Regions from separate parts of the Homo sapiens genome. Here region 1 is linked to region 2. The links are chromatin contacts, found by Hi-C or POLR2A ChIA-PET in ENCODE. All regions are on one chromosome and are shown on one strand. The core of a region is the stretch at or near the end of the contact, and the rest is flanking DNA. Distances in the headings are between cores, read along the strand shown. Region 1 overlaps ATP10A (ATPase phospholipid transporting 10A (putative)). Region 2 overlaps ATP10A (ATPase phospholipid transporting 10A (putative)).

Evidence for each region. Hi-C counts contacts between places; a loop is a spot of excess contacts on that map. ChIA-PET counts read pairs that join two places held with the same protein, here RNA polymerase II (POLR2A). Pooled maps may share reads with other maps.
Region 1: a loop to region 2 is called in a map of ovary, with 4 times the contacts of the local background. The contact joins two enhancer-like sites. A Hi-C loop is called at or near these places in 2 of 168 maps with a recorded cell type or tissue (aorta and ovary), 2 of 37 single-sample maps with no recorded cell type and 6 of 50 pooled maps. POLR2A ChIA-PET finds 5 or more read pairs at or near these places in 3 of 52 experiments (HEK293, Panc1 and activated CD4-positive, alpha-beta T cell).

Annotation. Positions count from the first base shown.
Region 1 is chr15:25,804,886-25,811,985 of GRCh38, reverse strand. The region is part of intron 1 of ATP10A (ATPase phospholipid transporting 10A (putative)); the gene reads left to right. Among named protein-coding and RNA genes, the nearest start is that of MIR4715, 40 kb to the left of the region's middle. RefSeq lists an enhancer at 61-561. Within about 2 kb of position 1,250, at least 3 of the 41 ENCODE cell types and tissues checked have a DNase peak (open chromatin) inside an H3K27ac peak, as active enhancers do.
Region 2 is chr15:25,737,880-25,744,352 of GRCh38, reverse strand. The region is part of intron 2 of ATP10A (ATPase phospholipid transporting 10A (putative)); the gene reads left to right. It also overlaps the pseudogene RNA5SP390. Among named protein-coding and RNA genes, the nearest start is that of MIR4715, 110 kb to the left of the region's middle. Within about 2 kb of position 4,357, at least 2 of the 41 ENCODE cell types and tissues checked have a DNase peak (open chromatin) inside an H3K27ac peak, as active enhancers do.

The DNA of each region.
Region 1 (7,100 bases), core at 1-2,500, 71 kb before region 2:
GCTTCTGCACCAGCTGGGGCTGGAGCGCTTTGCCCACTGGCAGCTTCCAGCCGTGTGCCTCGGTTTCCTCTGGCATCGGGGTGGGTGTGAGCTGTGTTGGCCCTTGCAGAGTGGAGAGCAGTCCATGCAGGTGCAGCCAGCTTGGACAGGTGCGTGATGGGAGGACAAGCCCACATCCATCTGGACGAGGAAGTGCTACGAGGTCAGGCTGGGTCAAACCTTGGTCTCCTTGCCACTGATAAACCACCATGCATGGTCCCTGGACTCTTGACGCCTGTGGTGTCTCTGGGCTCCCAGCGTTTTCTCCCCACAATCTCACAAGTGGTTTTTCACTTCCTTCTTGTAAACTTTCAGATCACGTCCCACCTATGCACTGGTCTTGCTACAAACACTTACCAAATAGTAGAGGGGAGTGTGCACTCCTCTAACAAGAGCTGCGTTGGATGGGCCCATCCACAGAAAGCCGGGAGGGATGCCCGGGTGTGCAGTTTCCACATGGGGAAGTCATTGGAAGGCTTCTAGCATGTTCCATGCCATTTGTTTTGTCTCCTCATCCTTACTTCTTGTTCCTTTTTTTGTTTCCTCCTCTCCTTTCTTCTCCCAGCTCTGCCTTATGTCTTTGGGGATCCTTCACTCCCTTGATGGCCTAGAACTGGGCAGAAAGAAAAGTTTGCCTCTGTCCTCCTCTTTCCTCTCACTCACTCCAATCCCTTATCCGCAGAGAGCCTGCTGGAGTCCAGGGAAGTCCGTTTCTGCTGGGGACATCCCAGCCTCCGCCTTCTGGGTCCGGGCAGTGCCCCTGGATACTGACTTCTCCCTCCCTGTTGTGTCCCACCTCGCGCTGAATCGTCCAGGACCTGTTTTGCTATTTTGTCTGGGGACTTAAGGCTGTTCATGGGCTTTAATCAATGCAAGGAAGTAAAATTCCTGCCAAGCTGCCCTTAAGGTCATCTGGGGGAGACCCCGCCATGTAACATGATCCTCCCGCCTCCTTCCAGCCCCAGCTTCATTATATGTAAAGCTAGGCTTCTGCTGACTCTCAGATCAGACCGTCCTGGCTTTGTGTGCCTTTGTAAGGCTGTGGTTACACCTGAGGATCTCGGCTGCCCTCCTCTTAGCTGTCAGACGTAGTTGATGGTGCTTGGGTCTTGGCTGCACCTCACCTTCCTGGCTCTGAAAATGAGTCACTAACCACCTCGATTCCTCGTGTTGGAATCCCTGGCGTGCTATTTTCCGTGGGAGGCTTTTACTTTTAGAACCTGGGCAGCCCTGGGCTCCTCGTCCTGCCCAGGGCGGTGCTGGCTCGTTTTTCAGACCGTGGTACAAACAGGCCTTGTTGATCTTGTGCCTTTTGTAGGCAGGTATGAGGTAAAGCCCTGGTGGATATATAACCTGACTTTAGTTTGGCTACTGCTTTCTTTGACCGGCTTTTACCCGTGTGTGTTTTCAACTTTTGCAAAACAGTCCCCGTGCCCAGAGTCCCAGTGGCACTGCTACACTTGGAAAATAAGCAACTAAACACATGATGCCCATTCCTAGGACATCCTCAGATTTAAAGGAACCATAAGAACCTCGGGCTGGGCTGGAACTGCTGATAAGCAGTGGTGACAGCTGAGCGGTGCAGGTACCTAGGGCTTGGTCCCGGTAGGTGACTCACAGAGCTGTCCTCCCTGTGGGCTCTGCCCTCTCGGGTGACCAGGGACAGGGAACGTTAGGGGATCTTAAGCCAGGCCCTTGGGCTTTCTGACAGCAGATCTTATTAGAAGGTCTGGGGGGAAATGAGGAGCATGAGAATGGTTTTCCTGCTCTAGCCCCGCATCCATCATCTCCCCAACACGTCCCCACTGTGGGTCACTGGGAGTGATCAGGAAGTGATGTGGAAACCCTCAGCAAGGGTTCTAGTTGCTAGGTGATGAGCCTAATGTGTAAGACTAGGTTCCACTATGGACGTTCCGTCATTTTTTTTTTTTTTGTAATGACCTTCTTCCCGTTTGGATGGTTCACCATGCATGTCCCAGATTTTCTGGAAGTGCTTGTAGCTCTCCAGCTTGGGCGACTTGGAACCTGTGACTACCAGGGCAGGCCACTTCTTCATGGGTGACCCAGGCAGCAGCGGTCCAAGGTGGAACTGAAAATGAAGGTTGTGGGAAACAGGACTAGGTGTCTCCAGTCCCTTCCTCACCTGTCATGTGTTTTAGGATCTTCCCGTGCTTAAGTTACAGTATGTTGCTGGAGACGAGAGATTAAATGCAGGAGTGGGGTTGTCTTCCTGCCTTCCCAGCCCGTCTGTGGGGAACAGCACTGTTCTCAGGCACGTAGTACATATATGGAACCATGAGTGAGTTTGAGATTTTCTCAAGAAGAAAAGGAAAATGAATAAAAACGAAGGGTTTAAAGCAGAAATTGAATAATGTATTACTTTGAAGATAGGCTTTACAAAAAGAATATCATTCTTGAATAAAGTAAATTTGCCCTGTTTATTCTTAAAAGCTCACAGCAAATTTTTGATGAAGCAGATGGATTTCTTAAATTAAGGTTTGATACTCCATTTGATTTTTTCCTTCTCTGTGATTTTAAAATAAAATTTATTCCTTAGAGAAAATCAGAGTAAAATGCATGTTCTCCATTCCTCCACCATGCAGTAAGCCGTGTCTGAAGGTTTGGGGAGTGCATGCCTGGGTCATGTCTCACCCCGCCCGACGTATGCTCCTCTCTCCCATCTCATGGGCTCTTCATGTGACATCCTGCAGGGCCCACCCCACCCCACACTCAGTTGGGCTCTTTCTGGTGGTGGCTTCATCCCATCTGCGGCCACTGGGGAGCCCTGACCCACAGTGTAGACTCTTCCATCCTTCAGGAAGCATCTGCAGGGCTCAGGTTTCAGGGACACAAGAGGGACATTCTCACTTAAGCATCATGTCCCCTCTCCCAACCCTGTGGCCCCTCTTCCATTAGACCCTTACTGCCTGTACCTGGCTTCTCCACATGCCCCACCTTCATCTCGTGGCCACGCAGTGAGAGCATCACACCCTCCCAACTACGTCCAGTCTTCCCTCAAAGCCTGGGGAACCTTGCTCTAGTGTTAATGCCTGTCCACCTTCCCCACCCTCTAATCCTAAACTCAAATCCCACCTCACTCAAGGAGCTGCTCCAGGTTCCCTCAAAGAATGTATGGCATTTGGCATAAAGTTGGTATACTGGCACAAAGATAATATAGATCCAGGTCAGCCACCCAATGGGGGAAAAGAGTGGGGTAAAAATACCTGAGTTGGGAATCAGTAGTTACTTATAAAACTGTTCTCAGCCAGGCACTGTGGCTCACGCTTGTAATCCCAGAACTTGGGGAGTCCGAGGCGGGTGGATCACCTGAGGTTGGGAGTTCGAGACCATCCTGACCAACATGGAGAAACCCCATCTCTAGGAAAAATACAAAATTAGCCAGGCGTGGTGGCGCATGCCTGTAATCCCAGCTGCTCCGGAGGCTGAGGAAGCAGAATAGCTTGAACCCAGGAGGCGGAGATTGCAGTGAGCCGAGATTGTGCCATTGCACTCCAGTCTGGGAAACAAGAGCAAAACTCTTATCTCAAAAAACAAAACAAAACTGTTCTCACACCTGCAAAATGAGGTAAACTGGAGCATGTTTCTATGAGAGCTGTTGTGACTTGTGTTGAGGTAATCCTTCCTTGCTCTTCCTCATGTGACCATTAATTTATGGCCAGCTGCTTAATCTAAAATTCCCTGCAGGATAGTAAACCCATGATGAGACCTTGACAAAAGACAAATGCAACAATGAGAACAAGCCTTAGACCCAGAAAATAACCTTGAGGAACAGGGAAGATTCATGGCAATGCTGTTTTCATATTGCAAAATTAAGGACGTTTATTACGTCCAGCATGAAAACAAAGAGTTAAATCTCGAGGTGTGTTCTATCAGCCAGTGATACGTGTGTCACTTTTGAAAAGTAAATATGACAGATTTAACTTTAAATATTCTTTCATGATTGCTTATTGTTTTTTTTTTCCTACTGGTATGTTCTACTGTGGTCTTCCTCAAAGAAATCGTTCAATTGACCTTCACCTCCACTACAAAACAGCTGCAGAATTCATAAGGAAGTTATTTCAGAGCCCCGGTTGTCACCAATACATGTTGGGTTTTTTTTTTCTTTTTCTTTTTTTTGGCCGGGGGGATGGAGTTTCACTCTTGTCACCCAGGCTGGAGTGCGGTGGTGCCATCTCAGCTCACTGCAACCTCTGCCTCCCAGATTCAAGCAATTCTCCTGCCTCAGACTCCCGAGTAGCTGGGATTACAGGTGTGCACCACCATGCCCAGCTAATTTTGTATTTTTCATAGAGGCGGGGTTTCACCATGTTGGCCAGGCTGGTCTCGAACTCTTGACCTCAGGTGATCTGCCCGCCTTGGCCTCCCAAAGTGCTGGGATTACAGGTGTGAGCCACCACACCCAGCCCCATGTGTTTTTCTTTTAAAAATATTTGGTGAATGACAACTTCATTTAAAATTGTTATTTCACAGGGAGTGTTCAGCTGTCGTCACAAGAACTTTCAAAGCCTTCATTCATTGAGCTAGCGAAGCTCACTTTAATATATCTTGAGGCCCCTGTGGCTGGACACAGAGGCAGATGGCCTGAAGCCAGCCCCTAGCCGCAGAAGGGTGGGCAGGAAGGCCCCTGGGCTGGTGGGGGGCCACCCTGCTGGCTGCCCCACCTGCCTGGGGTGGGGTGCTCAGGACAGGGTCGAGCAGCCAGTGGTGCTCCAGGTAGGAGAGTGGATGACATTGGAGCAGATGCTTGAAAAACGTAAGGATGCCACCAGGGGAGAAAAGAGTGAAGGATGTTTTCCTCATCTCACAGCCATCACAGCCATTCCTTAAAAGCCATGAACTTCTCACTCCTTGCGCTTGTGCTCTGTTATTGCTCCTCCAAAGCTGCTCTTTCCAGCCCGGTGGATGCCCCTCCGTTTGATGGAAACACACGTGTGAGTGGAAGCGTAAGCTGAGGTCACAATGGTGTGATCTCCACATACTAGAGAAAAATACATTCCCTTCAGTTTCTGGAGAAAGGGAAGGAGTTATAGTTTGAAGTAAGTCAACATTTATGGTGGAGAGGAAGAGAAGTAAATGTACAGCTGACTTTTGAAAATGCTTAAGGGTGTTAACCTTTAACTCCCTGCACAGCCGAAAACCTGTGTTTGACTTTTGAGTCCCTGAAACTTAACTGCTGATAGCTTACTGTTGACCGGAAGCATTACCAATCACATAAACAGTCGATTAACTCATATTTTGTACGTTAGATGCATTATATACTGTGTTATTACAGTAAAGTAAGCTAGAGAAAAGAACATGTTATTAAGAAAATCTTGGCTGGGTGCGGTGGCTCACACCTGTAATCCCAGCACTTTGGGAGGCTGAGGCGGGCGGATCACGAGGTCAGGAGATCGAGACCATCCTGGCTAACACCGTGAAACCCCGTCTCTACTAAAAATACAAAAAATTAGCTGGGCGTGGTGGCAGGCGCCTATAGTCCCAGGTATTCGGGAGGCTGAGGCAGGAGAATGGCGTGAACCTGGGAGGCAGAGCTTGCAGTGAGCAGAGATCGTGCCACTGCACTCCAGCCTGGGCGACAGAGCAAGACTCCATCTCAAAGAAAAGAAAAGAAAATCTTAAGGCAGAGGAAATACATTTACTATGCATTAAGTGGAAGTGGATCATCATACAGATCTTCATTCTCGTCATCTTGATGTTGAGCGTGCTGAGGAGGAAGTGGAGGGCATCTTGCTGCCTCAGGGTGGCAGAGAGGTGGAGGAGGTGGAAGGGGAGGCAGGAGAGCCAGGCACACTTGGTGTAACTTTTGTTAGAAAAAAACCACATGTATATGGACCTGTGTAATTGTGGCTGTTTCATGTAGTACGTGGAATGAATGAAAAAATCACTTGTTTGATGCATGACCAAAAGGATATTTAATTTTCTGCATTAGAAAATAAAAAGTGCTAAAAATTTGGCAGTTTTCTGTTTCTTCTCAAGGTTGTAAGGGGCTGCTTATAATCATTAAGGTAAATGGCTTGGGAAAACTATTCCAAATAAATGGCAGATGTGCCTGCCATCTTTGATTTCAAAATACATTTTCCTTTAGTCTCTGTTTGGGAATTGTGGGAATTACAGGTTTACTTTTTCTTTTCTTTTTTTAAAGTAAAGGCAAGACCTTGTTTTCACAAAGCCAATTATAAAGTGTTTGGCATTCCCTAGACTTAATTTTGGGGGAAAAAAATAGCACAGCCTTTGTGTTTCACATATGGATTCAGCATTTCTTCATGTTCTTCCCATGTAAGACAGACACACCCCTCCAATCTGAGGGCCCAGGAAGTGCCAGAGAGGAATGAGACCTGCGTTTGTTTGGCTGAAGACTGTGACTTTTATCTGAGACCTACTTAGATTTTAGTGCATTCAGTTCCCCATCAAAATATATAAGTAGCCAATTCATTTCTGTTCTCACTCAGAGATAGCACAAAAATAAGGACGCGTGTAAAGTGTGCTGCAGTGAGTGGGTACATACATTGCTAAGTGCTGCCATTGAAAAAATTCATTGTGGCAAAGGACCTTTTTTCAACAATGAAGGCAGCATCTCTTTTCCTGGATCGAGACCCGTAGGCACAGTGAAGGAACTTGGAATTGTGTGGCTGGTGGCGTGGCTCCAGTCCCTTGGAGGGACCGGCTGCCACAGACCAGCGTGGGCTCCTGGCACACAGTGAGTCACCCGGATCCAGCCAGTCATTCAAAAACAAACTTGAGAAGGATCACTGGGTGCAGCTTCTCTACACGTGGCAGACAGGGGTCCCATAGGCTGCCGGGGCCCCGTGTGTGGATGCTGGACTGGCTTCTCCTGGAAGAATGCCCGTGTGATGGCCCGTCCGCTCACCATGGCTGCCACAGGTCCCATTCTGGCAATGCGCCTTTTATTTCAAAAGAATTTTTCCTTTTCCTCCACACCCGCCTTTCTGTTTTCCAAACGAAGAGCCTCCACCTACCCAGGCTTTATTATAATTTAAGTAAATCTAAAATGCCAATGTTTAAAATTTCTCACATTTCTA
Region 2 (6,473 bases), core at 3,108-5,607:
CATACATGTGCACACACAGACACACATATATAAAGAAGACTTTTGCTGGTTTTGTTTAGTATCTAGGGGTTCTAGCAATTTGGAATTATTATACTCCATTTTTCACATTGAGATTTTTCTGGGCCACTCAGTTGACTCTAAGCTGGGTAGCAGCTGCACAAAAGGAGCTCAGCAGTGTTCTGGATGTGTTTGATGCAGTGGCACCGTGTTGTATTAAGTTCCATGTTGAAGCTCTTTCCCGCAGTTCACCTCTGTGATGCCGTTCTTCCTGGTTGCGTTAGAAAGCATAGGTGTTTATCAGGCCCCTCTCTTGGTAGGTTTTATAGTAGACAGAATAGTGGTCCCCCGAAAGATGCCCACATCTTACTCACCTAAACCTGTGGATATGTTATGCTACATAGCAAGCAGAAATGGAGGTTGTAAGTGGAATTAAGGCTGTTAATCAGACCTCACTATCAAAGTGATACAGCGTGAGACAGACTCAATCCCCGCACACTGATGACTTTAAAAATGGAAGGAAGCCATAAGTCAGGGAATGTGACTTAAGAAGCTGGAACAAGCAAAGAGATGCATTCTCTTCTAGAGCCTCCAAAAGGAACACAGCCCTGCCAACTCCTTGACTGTAGCTCAGTGAGACCTGTTTCCAACTTTCGACTTCCAGGACTGCGAGACAACAAATGACTGTTGTTTTAAGCAACCACATTTGTGTTCATTTGTTACAGCAGCTACAGGCAACTAATATAGGCCCCGAGCACCAACATGTGTCTCATGAGCTCCACTCAACCTCTTAACTACATCTTGCAGAAGCTGTAGACCCTCCTCAGGGAAAAGAAACCTCAAAGCCCAGCCTCAACTCTGGATTTTTGTCTTTTTATTTCTTGGCTTGCTTATTCTTCACTTTCTTGTTAAATCCTTCATACCTCCAGGCAGCTGTCTTCAGTTTTCTGTCCAGCATCTCTGTTTGCCAGTAACTAGAGGTTTGGTCCAAATTGCCCAGTCGTCTGGTGCTGGATAACTTTTCTTTTGAATCTGATGACTGAGCAGATCTGGTTGTGCTTTAGAATTTCACATTTCTGTTGCCATTTCAGTCTTGGAATCATTCCCCAGATTAGCGCAAGAGGTTTTTTCTTAGCTGACCTCTTTTTGTATTCTCCATCCCAGTTGGCCTCTAAAATAGTAGTATGGTCTTCCTCTATGTGGCTACCAATGGCCCTGTGGTCCATGGAACTCTGCCTTTAGGGTCCCTTTTATTACAAATACACTGAGGCTCCAGACCCCTCTTACGCTGTGCACAGAGAGAGCACCTTTTCTCCAGCAAGGCTGTCTACTGAGTGAGCGCTAAAGCATGACACGTTCACACCCAAAAGCCGTGCCTCTGCTCACACCATCACCCCCACCTGTAGTGATGGAAGAGGCACTAAGTGGCCTGTGGCTGTGGAAGCAGACAGACTGATGTGGATCTCACTGTGCTAATAGCTCAGCAGAGGGGCTGCAGGCGGGTTTCATGCAGGGACACCCTGTTGGATTAAGTACAAATACGTTCAAGAGGGCAATTTTAACGAGCAGCCCTCATCTAGGTTTGAATTTGGTGTTCTGTGAAACAACTCTCGTTACCTACTGCCTGAATGCACAGCCAGTTCTTAGGGACTCTTAGGTGCATTTGACGGAGGAGAAAGCAAGGCTTTGCTGACAGCCACAGCCCACTGAAACAGCATGGAGCGTTTGGGGCCAGGAGGGAAAGAAAGGGTTTTGATTTTGAGACTTCAAACTCTAACCCCGCACTGTGAGCCTTTGAATTTTGCCACCATCTACCGAGGCTTTTTGACTGTGCGACAGTCAGGAGGCAAGGGGACAAAAGATGAAAGGCAGAAAAGGCAAGGGGAGGCTGGCGCCTGCGTTCTAAACTAGAATTTAACAAGGGAAAAGCTGCCTTTCTGCTCAGAAACTAAGGGAGGACCACTTGATCTCTAACACTGGTGCTTGCGGCAAGAAAATCTCCAGTTAGAAAAAGAAGGCAGAACCCAGACACCCCTTGATCAGTTTCTCTGAGGCGTGAGCCTCCCAGAAGCCACCTGTGGACCTGTGTGAAGCTGACTCTGAAAGAGGACTGCGGAGGCCTGGATGCCAGTTCTCATTGTCCCTGTCAGCTTGTCACCGTGGAGACGAGAACCACGTCAGGCAGGGACGCAGCACTCTCCGTCACATGCTGTGTGACGTGCAGTGGAGTGTCCCGCCATGAGCGGCTGGGCCAACCTACTTATCACTTCCATATTTGGGATACCTTAAATAATACAATCACAGCCGCTATTATAGATTACATTGCTGTCTAAATGGGTTTCATGCTCATTTCTATTCAGTATTTGTCACGGGGCATTAACCCCTAGAGTAACACTGAATCTGTGGAACTTGGAGAAATTATCACTTTGAGTTAAGTTTCCTTGTACGTTCGGTGTTTCTTGCCACCAGACGCTTTCACTTGGGTATTTATTTATTATTTATTTTTTCAATAAATAACTGATTGAGTACCCACTATGTGTCAGGAGACACGTGGTGGACAAAAACAGACTACTTTGCTGTTTCAGTTTAGCAAATTGAAAATGTTCACCTGACAATACAGTCTTGGCAGTGAAAAAGTAAATTCACTCATTCGTTCAGTATTGGGATCGGGCCATCTGCCCTCCTTTGAATTTCCACAGCACTGACCATCAAGTGGTAAATACAAATTAGATTGAAATACAAAATAATAATAATAGTAATAATAAAGAAAGTACAAAACAAAAGAGTTGGGGTAATTATTCCATTAATTTGGGTTAAAATGCTTGACTTAATTTAATGAAGGCATTCTTTACCCATGATCAATAAGTAAGGAGCTAAGGAGCCGGATTAGAGGCTATGTAGAAATCATTTTGTATTGCTGCCAGGGGAAAAGAGCCCGCACTTTAAAAAGAGGAACTATGCATTCTGGAACCACAGAGACGCCTCAGCAGGCCCTCTTGGGAGATGGTGCGGCAGGCAGGGGCTCTAGGTCCCCAAGAGCCCAGCACGGAGTTCTGGGGTGATCCAGAAGCTTGTGGCACCTGAGATCCTTCTGAAATAAGCATTCGTCACCCTCTGACCATGTGTGTGCCAGGCACTGTGATGGTCTCAAGGGCACAGAGTACCTGTGCTCAGGGAACCTGTGGTCTAGTGAAGGAGGAATGGGAGCCAGCTCCAGCCACACCCAGGAAGCACGGGGTTTGATGTCTGCATGGGGACTAAGCAAGTTCGGAGCTGTGGCACCTGCCTACCCTACCAGGGGGCCGTCAGGAAGGCTTCTCCAGAAAAGACAACATCCTGAAATGCTAAATGAAGGGCACTTCGCCTGATGCTGTAGGATGGCAAGACAGAGGAAGCCATGCAGAAAGGTTTGGGCTTCCTCAGGGTTCCCTGCGTGGCAGGAATGGGTGCTGGGAGGGATGGTAGCCGAGGAGGTCAGCGCAGTGACCCTGAGCAGAGCTTTGCTGTTGCACGGGATGAGGATTGCATTCTGTAGGGCAGCAGCTGTCTCCAAGGCTTTGTTAAGGTGGAAAACTTCTGTGATCAGACGGGGATCATTCAGTCCAGGGACAAACAGGCCCATAGCAGGTGGCGAGACCAAAGCCAGGTAGACAGAGGTGTTGTGTTTGTCACTGAGAGCCTTCGAGGACCATGTCCAGGCGTGATGTCAAGGCTGGAAGTGAACCAGGGGGACCTCACCCTCCTTGTGACCTGGGAGTATCATGAAGGGAAATGCAAAGGGCGTTTTCAGAACGGGATCCAGATGCAGAAGACGGGAGTGTGTGTGTTTTCCACGTCTTCTTGCTGGTGCAGGCGGTGGCCCTGCCTGGCTGGCAGGTGCTGGCCCCTGCTCTCTGTGCATTCTCTCACCAGGGTTCTCTCTGCCCACATCATCCAGAGACCCAGACAGGTGGCCTCACTCACAGATTTCCACCTGGAGCGTTAGGCAGGGTCCCTGCTGGCAGCAGACCTGCAGATGACCCAAGTGTGCACCTGTGCTGTGTGCTCACCCAATGGCTGAAGCAATATGAACCTCTTTACTTTAGTTTTTTTATGATAGAAAAAAAATAACAGTATCCTCTTTAATGGACTGTAAATGCCCTTTCCAACATCACTGCTGTTTCAAGATGGAGGACATCTGTATTTGCTTTTGTTGAGTACTTAGTAGCAATTCACTTAATACAAATGTGAAATACAAGGTTGGTAACAGAATCTCCCCTGTGAATCAAACCATTCATTCAAGTAGCAATCTGGGCACTGCTGAATTAGACACACGCCTCCCCCATGTGGTTGAAGAGGGGACACAGCTGTTCTACCAGGAGGAGGTCCCAGGCATCAGGAGGAAACAGAAGCATGCCGCAGGGCTCTGGGCATCCCTGGAGCACCTGCTGCTGCGGTCTCTAGCAGAAACGCAAGTTCAGGGGCAGGGCTGGAGGGCTCTCTGTTGCACCACTGTCCTGCCTCTTTCTTTCCACCTAGTCAGGTCAAATCACTTTGCCCAAAGAAGTTTCAGAAATATCTGTAAGACAACAACAGAAACTGTGAGCACTTTCTTTCTTGCCGGTGAGATATTTATTTGAACATGTTGCTCTGCAGTGGGCGAACCCTTCACGGTGTCTGCTTCCTTTTGTCTGAGATGCTGGGGTGCTGCAGCAGAGATGCAGAGGGCAGTGCTTCAGCTTGAGGCTGGCATGTGTGGGCAGCACTTTTGCAGGTGATGCTGTTTCTGCAATAGTGAGTCTGTCATCCCAAGCACAGGGATTCATTGGAACCATCTCTGCATCCTACAGGATTGTGGACTTATAGGGCAACAGAGACCCCGGAGATCCGAGTCCAAATGCCCTCTCTTCACTTGCCAAAAGTCTCATATTTATTAATCAGAAGAACTAGCACTAAGTCCCCGGGCTCGCTCCTGATTTTTTACTCTGTTTTTGAGTGGGCTCTGGTAAGCCCACATCCACAGGCATTGCTGAAGATGGAAAGAGGGTATCTATGATCAGATTAAGGTATGTTGAGCTGAAGCATGTTTTCAAAATACTAAAACTTAAATTTTGGAAACTTAGAACTTTAAAAAGCAATTAAGGCCGAGTGCAGTGGCTCACGCCTGTAATCCCAGCTACTTGGGAGGTTGAGGCAGGAGAATCGCTTGAACCCAGAAGGTGGAGGTTGCAGTGAGCCAAAATCCCGCCACTGCACTCCAGCCTGGATGACAGGAGCAGAACTCTGTCTCAAAAATAAAAAATAAAAAGCAATTTAAATTTTGGGGGACGTTTCTATAGAATCTGTTACACATTTTCTGGCTTACTTGTACAATCTTTTTCTGTTAATGCCAGATTGTCTCTGCAGGTATTGATGGTTGAGCTGATAGCTCAGAGGCCAAGAAAGCTCCAGTCTGTCACTCCAAGACCACTGTGACCTTGGGCACGATACTTAAAGATCCTAAGTTGAAGGTGGTGCAAAAACTGACTTTCTAGCAGGGTTGCCTGATAATTGTAGGGCACTTAGCACAATGCCTGGCATTTGGCAAGCCTCCCCAAACTTGTAATTATGTTGATGGTGATGACGATCAGAATGGCAGTGCCCTCACGAATTACTGGCGAGGGAGACTTTATGTACTTGTACTGAAAGGTGCCAGATTTCTGGTCTATGTTCAACTTGATGATTATTTCATTTCTTCTCAGTCAATTCTCAGAGTTGGTTTATATCCACTTAAAAATGTTTAAATTGTGTCTCCCATCCAAGTACTGACCCTGCTTAGCTTCCAAGATCAGTCAAGATTGGATGCATTCAGGGTGGCATGGCAGTAAATGAAATTTTTTATCATGGCAAAATATGCATAACACAGAGTTTACTATTGTAATCATTTGTGAGTGTACAGTTCAGTGGCATTAAGTTCATTCGCATTGTTGCGCAACCATCACCACCATCCATCTGTAGAACTGCTTCCTCTTCCCTAGCTGGATATCTGCTTTTTAAGAAGAATGGAGTTAGTGTGCCCAGAGCAGAAGGGTGGATCGGGGGCCTCTACTTTTGTCCATGCTCCAGGGGGCAGGTTGACAAGTCTGACTGATGGATAACTTGGGCATGACCTCAAAGCTGGTTTGGAATGAGTCAGGGGTAGACATGAGTGGATGGAGGGATAAATCAATGTATTTCCTAAATGGGGAGTGTTGTGTGTTGCCTGTTGTTAGAAATAAGCAATGTAAACAGGATTTTCCTCATCCAGAAGGTGTGCTCTGGATATGAAATGCTTTTTAAATGAGAAACTCAAAGATGGTCTCTGTATTCGTTTACTGGGGCCTCATTGATGAAACACCGCAGACTGGGCTGCTTAAGCAACGGAAGTTTATTTTCTCACAGGTCTGGAAGCTGGACATTCGGGAGTAAGGGGTCAGCAGGATGGTTTCTTTTGAGGCCTCTTTTTTTGGCTTCTCCCT